2 separate regions of the Homo sapiens genome follow, and region 1 is linked to region 2. The links are chromatin contacts, found by Hi-C in ENCODE. All regions are on one chromosome and are shown on one strand. The core of a region is the stretch at or near the end of the contact, and the rest is flanking DNA. Distances in the headings are between cores, read along the strand shown. Region 1 holds the start of GTF3C2 (general transcription factor IIIC subunit 2). Region 2 holds the start of DNAJC27 (DnaJ heat shock protein family (Hsp40) member C27).

The links. A loop is a pair of places that touch in the nucleus more often than their neighbours do. Pooled maps may share reads with other maps.
Region 1: a pooled map shows a loop between it and region 2 (16-fold over the local background). The contact joins the promoter of GTF3C2 here to the promoter of DNAJC27 in region 2. A Hi-C loop is called at or near these places in 7 of 50 pooled maps.

What each region holds. Positions count from the first base shown.
Region 1 is chr2:27,355,463-27,358,512 of GRCh38, forward strand. It overlaps GTF3C2 (general transcription factor IIIC subunit 2), which reads right to left and starts at 1,302. Exons shown (of 19, transcript NM_001035521.3): 1 at 1,277-1,302. It overlaps GTF3C2-AS2 (GTF3C2 antisense RNA 2), which reads left to right and starts at 1,303. Exons shown (of 4, transcript NR_183827.1): 1 at 1,303-1,394; 2 at 2,346-2,440. RefSeq lists enhancers at 696-1,309, 823-1,102, 1,153-1,492, 1,310-1,923, 1,503-1,632.
Region 2 is chr2:24,970,694-24,973,711 of GRCh38, forward strand. It overlaps DNAJC27 (DnaJ heat shock protein family (Hsp40) member C27), which reads right to left and starts at 1,262. Exons shown (of 7, transcript NM_016544.3): 1 at 1,125-1,262. The coding sequence starts at 1,211. It overlaps DNAJC27-AS1 (DNAJC27 antisense RNA 1), which reads left to right and starts at 1,419. Exons shown (of 3, transcript NR_034113.1): 1 at 1,419-1,539. RefSeq lists enhancers at 673-802, 756-1,274, 813-922, 1,183-1,292, 1,275-1,793 and 2 more and a silencer at 973-1,052.

The sequences.
Region 1 (3,050 bases), core at 52-2,551, 2.4 Mb after region 2:
TGAGCCGAGATCACGCCACTGCACTCCAGCCTGGGCAACAAGAACAAAACTCCGTATCAAAAAAAAAAAAAATACACTTCTCATGGAAGGCAGCAGCAGGATGTAATGGTACAAATTCTGGATACACAGTAAAGGAATAGATGATCAGTAAATTCGTACTGAGTTTCTAAAACCTTCCATTGCACCCCAATCTGTCTGGTTCCCATGCTGCTCCAGGATGCCAGCTTGACCTCCCCAGCCAAGAAAAAATAATGACACAACACTGCACCTTAAGTATGAAATTACTTTGAATACACTGCTTAGCTTAATATATTGTTTCCTAAAGTGTTCCTAGGGTACAACTGGCGGTATGCAAGATGATTTTAATGGTACGAAAACGAACATTTTAATGACTAGTGCTTTTATTTCAACTTACATAAACAATTATAAGTAGCCCATGAAACCCACGGTTTCATTTATATTGCTTAGGTCGAGACTAATGCATTTAAACTTTTTAAGTAAGTCAATTTAAAGAGAACTATTCAGAAAACAATAGTACAATTGATAAGAGATTGCAAAAATAGTGATGGCACGGGATTGACTTAAAATTGTATATGCCTCTGGAACAAAGAGGTTTGTCCATACCCTATACATCCCTCCAACAAAGTGAGTTGCCTCCGACGGAGTTGAAGTCGCCACCTCTGACTTCCCCAACAGGCAGCCAACTTGCCACGGGACAAAAGGACTAGACAGGGAAACACAACTGGCCCTTGGTTACGCCAATGGCGTTGCAGCGCGCGGGGCACAACCCTCGGGGTTAAAGAGCCTCCTCGAGGAAGAGGCTGGGACACAGCTGAAAGAGATTGACCCACAACCACTCTAGGGGCCATCACCTGCCCTTCTTCAGTCCTGGGCGTGAAGGTAGATTTCTCCCCTAGCCTGTGCGGGAGAGGAGCCCTGGTTTTTCTAACAAGGACTACTGTAGGTTCGCCGAGTTCGAGGGACGCTACGTATGCAGCGCCTACGCCCGGACACAGGCTTCCGCGTTACCGACACCGCGTGGGGGAGGAGGGCAAGACCCGAGGCTTGCAGAGATGGGGGGTGCACGGTGGCCACAGTAGGGAAGGTGCGGAGCATGATGGTGCTCTGTAGGAGCGCAGACGCTGAAAGGCGCGCTGCTGTGGCTGGGAGAAGAGCGGAGCCAGGAGTTTGTTCCCAATATCTTAGTGCTATGGCAAAAGAAGGGGGAGGAGTAATTGTGGGGCCCCCCACACACCCGCTGCGGCGATACACTCACCCTCGCCAAAGTCCTTCCGGAAGTCTAAGTTCGAAGATGGCGCCGCCTGTCTGGTCGCGGTCTTATGACGAAATCTTGTTAGCTGCTCTTCACTGACGCCCCCACCCCAGTGCACAAGGTAAACACGTGTGCTTGGTCCGGAGTCGGTGCCGGGCTAGTTTTCTCTTAGACTCTGTATTCCATAATGCAGCGCGGCCAGAGTCACCGAGCCCTCCGAAGCCAGCCGAGTTCCAGGGCGTCTTCAGCGGCGCCAGGGACGCTGCAGGGCCTCATGGGAGTTGCAGTGTCAAAAAGGGGAGATCGACGCCTGCGCGGCCAACGGGATCCCACGCGGCCTCGACGGGAGCCGGGAGTAGGCGGACTCCCAGGCCGGGCTCGCGCTCTGGATCCCTGAATCCGGCCTTTCCGGCCGGACTGCCGCGCCTGTGGCCGGAAGAGCCAGCTAGACCAGAGAGTCTGTACCTGCAACCCTGGCGGCGTCCGAGCCCAAGGCGGAGTCTGGGAGACAAAGAAGTCCTCGCCGCCGGCCGCTGGAGGATTCTGCCAGTAGTGAAGTCAGGGATGGGCCCGAGAGAGCTTGGAAAGAGGACAAGGAAGGGAAGGAGTAGGAGTAGAAAAGCATGACTTTGGCTGGGTATGGTAGCTCCTGTCTGTAATCCCAGCACTTTGGGAGGCCAAGGCGGGGGAGGATCACTTGAGCCCAGGAATTCGATACCAGCCTGGGCAACATAGTGAGACCCCGTTTTTATTTTTATTTTTATTTTTTCCTGAGATGGAGTCTTGCTCTGTCCCCAGGCTGGAGTGCAGTGGCGCGATCTCGGCTCACTGCAAACTCCGCCTCCCGGGTTCAAGCAATTGTCCTGCCTCAGCCTCCCGAGTAGCTGAGATTACAGGCGCCCGCCACCAAGCCCGGATAATTTTTGTCTTTTTAGTAGAGAAGGGGTTTCACTATGTTGGCCAGGCTGGTCTCGAACTCCTGACCTTGTGATACGCCTGCCTCAGCCTCCCAAAGTGCTGGGATTACAGGCATGAGCCACCGCGCCCGGCCTAATTTTTTAATTTTTTCTAGAGATGGGGTCTCGTTATGTTGACCAGGCTGGTCTTGAACACCTGACCTGAAGTGATCCTCTTGCCTCAGCCTCCCATAGTGCTGCGATCACAGGTGTAAGTCACTGAGTTTGGCCATTATTCCATTTCTGTACACAAAAACCTTTCTCATTCTGTGCTATAACTAGTTAGCATTTAATTGGGTGGATGTGGTATAACTAGTGCCTTGTTGATATTGATGCATATTTACATGGTTTTGCTGTTATAAACAATGGTCCCTTGCTATTATAAATCACACTGCTATAAGTAACCTTGCATCTAAATTACTTCAAATGTGTAACTATATGGGTAGGATAATTTCTAGAAGTGGAATTGTGAACCAAAGTTTTAGGTGCATTTGTAATTTTGATTTATAACCAATCTTTTCACTGATCTACTTCTCTGCCTCTAATTTCTACTAGGTGTTTGTTTGTTTGTTTGTTTGTTTTGAGACAGGGTCTTGCTCTGTCACCCAGGCTGGAGGACAGTGGTGCAATCACGGCTCACTGCAGCCTCAACCTGCCACCTCAGCCTCCTGAATAGTTGGGGTGTGTGGCAGGTGTATACCACCACTTCCAGGTTTTTTTGTTGTTGTTGTTTAATAGAGATGAGGTCTTGCTATATTGCCCAGGCAGGTCTCACACTACTGAGCGCAAGCGATCCTCCTGCCTATGCCTCCCAAAGTGCT
Region 2 (3,018 bases), core at 12-2,511:
ATCCGCCCGCCTCGTCCTCCCAAAGTGCTGATGTATTACAGGCCTGAGCTAGCGTGCCCAGTCCCTAGAAAAAAAAAAACACCTCGTACACAGCTGACGTTCAAAAAAATGTTGACTTTCAGTGAATACTATGCTAGCACATACACACAAAAGTAGTACGGGATCATGCTACACAGAAATAAAAAACACTAAGTAAACATTTACTGAGCATCTCCTGGGTGCCAGGCACTGGACTAGGCACTGCCTTAACAGCTCTTTCGGAGTTGATTTTGAACGCATACAACGACGGAAAGAGCACCGCAGTGGGAATGTGAAGACTTAGGTTCTAATCTTTCCTCGGTCACTGATTTGATGACCTTGGGAAGTTCTTAACCAACAGATTCCACTTGCCCAAAAGGAAAGAATTTGAGTGAAGAGGAGGCCGTCTTGGAATTCATAAGGGAAAAGGCCTCAGGTTACCTCTGGCCTTCCCTCCCCACGTACTAAAGGAGAGTTTATAGCTGATGAACCACAGATGGGGCAGAGAGAAGGGCGGTGGAACTAACAGATATGGGGACACCACCAAAAATAAAACACAACGCAAAACAAAACAGCGCGGACCCCGGCCATCCCTTGCACCTCCCCTGTGAAACACGTCAACGTCAGTTACGCTCTCTCGTGACGGGAATGCAGAATCTGGGCTGCCGGGCACCATTTCGCGAACCCCAAATTCTCACACGCACCCCATAACGTTCCGCCGGCTCCCAGGCCCGGCTGGGGGAACTAAACTTTCATCCTCCATCTCCCGGTCCCGGACGGCCCCCTAGAACGCGGGCAAGGTATCTAGGCCGACGGCCCCTCATGGGGACCCAGGCCTTCTTACTCTTTTGGGGGTACATTCAAGGCTTAGAGGCCACCCCAGACACCATCTCCGGAAGAGTGACGTCGGAGGACGAGGGGGCAACGGAAAGGTCAAAAAGGTCGGGGAGTTTCGTTCGCGGAGCCGCACCCCTCGGCTGAGACCCGGGCCTGCTCGGGGGCGGAGAGGAGGCCGGGCCCCAGGCTGTTGAGTGGCCGCCCTTCCAGCCAATGGACACGTCGCCCCGCCACGCTGGGGCCCGCCCCTCCCGGCTCGCTGTACTCACTTTCCCCACTTCGGCGTTGCCCATGGAGATGACTTTGATGCGGAGAGACCTGCCGGGCTCCTTCCGCTTCGGCATGTTGGCCTCCATGGCCCTGGCTCTCTCGGGGCCACCCGCCTCGGTCTCTTCTTGTGCACCGCTGGCCCGTCCCTCAGGCCTCCTCGTCCAATGGCGGAGCCGCTGCTCTCGTCACCGCCTCGCCTCCGCTGCTCGCCATCCCCGCCGCTGCCTGGCAGCAGGCGCGGGCGGTTGGGAGCGTGGGGAGCCGGGGGAGGGAGACGGGAGTCTCGCGATGCTAGCGCGGGGCTGCTGACGTCATCTGCAGGCCCTGGAGACGCGACTGCAGTTACCGAGTTTCTAAGGCCTCGTCCCCTGACGGGAAGGCGGCGTTGGGGGGCGGCTGGGTTTACCCTTCGAGGTGAGCGCGTCCTTGTTTTCAGGGACGCCCGGACGGGAGGCGTTTGTTGCTTTCGCAGCCGAGTGGTGGAAATGTATTGGCTCTTCAGGGCGGGTCTGGTAGTGTCTCGTCCGTTTGGGAGTGTTTTTTTTTTTTTCTGGATTCTTTTTCGGTTCCATGGGCCGGGCTGCTGCTCCTCTTCCCCCTCCAATATTTTGTTCCCCTTGCTCGAGATCCCCGAGAGGCAGACCCCAAAGCCAGGAAAGTGGGGAGGTCGGAACCCTGGTTCTGGAAGAGGGCCTTGGGCAAGGCGTGAAGCGATTCTGAATCTGGTTCCTATTGTTTTTTATTTTAAATGGAGTTGTCTATTTGGAGTCAAGGCAAGAGTGTTTAGTCTTGGCCCTCCTATTACAGATCTCTGATGGATTTGTTGACTCCTCTGTGGGAGAAAGGCTTGGTCTACTGCAGGTGTTAACGCTAAGCCAGGCTGGAGCTGTGGACGTCAGTTTCCTCAGCTCCCCGCTGTTCGCTTCGAACGTGACCTCGACGTCTGCTCTCCCCTTCCCTTTAGCTGACAATGTGACAGTGCTTGAATAAAAGTCAGTCTGACAGGAACGGTAATTTTTTTTCAGTGAATATCTTCAGTTACAGAAGATAAATAGAACTTGACAATGATTATTTATAGTGCCCTGAAAAAAAATGGCTGCCAATTTCCCTGTATATTACAAAGACAAAAGTAGCATTGCTTCTTTTCTCACCTAACTTTAAACATCTTAAGGGAAGTGCATTACAGGAAGGCAATGAGCAAAGGCTCAACATTTCACAGTAAAGTCAGATTTTCCACATTTTAATTTTAAAATGTGTTTTTTAAACATTAAGTTTTTTTTAAGACAAGTTTATTCTGGATTGTTTTGATAATCAAATAATATAACTTAATTCACTGAAGCTTCTAAAATTATTTACAAATATGAAATATAAGTCCTGGTTAGAATTTGGATAGTTTTAAAGCTTAAAAGAATCCACATGCTAACTTCTCAGTATGATTTAATAAATCAAATTACTAAACATGTAATTTCTTCGACAGTTCACCTTTGGCCCTGTAATAGGGTAACTGGTATTGTGGAAGAATAATTATAAAATGTCAAATCTTCAGCTGTTATGATTGATTAAGTATGGTGCTGTTGAGACTAAGCAGTAAAACATGCCACAGATTTAAATTGATTACTATTTTTTTCATATTGATGGGGTTTTTTTTGTTTTTGTTTTTGTTTTTGAGACAGAGTTTCCCTCTTGTTGCCCAGGCTAGAGTGCAGTGGCACAATCTCTGCTCACTGCAACCCCTGTGTCCCGGGTTCAAGCAATTCACCTGCCTCAGCCACCCGAGTAGCTGGGATTACAGGCACCCACCGGTATACGCAGATAATTTTTGTATTTTTAGTAGAGACGGGGTTTCACCATATTGGCCAGGCTGGTCTCGAACTCCTGACCTCAGGTGACCCT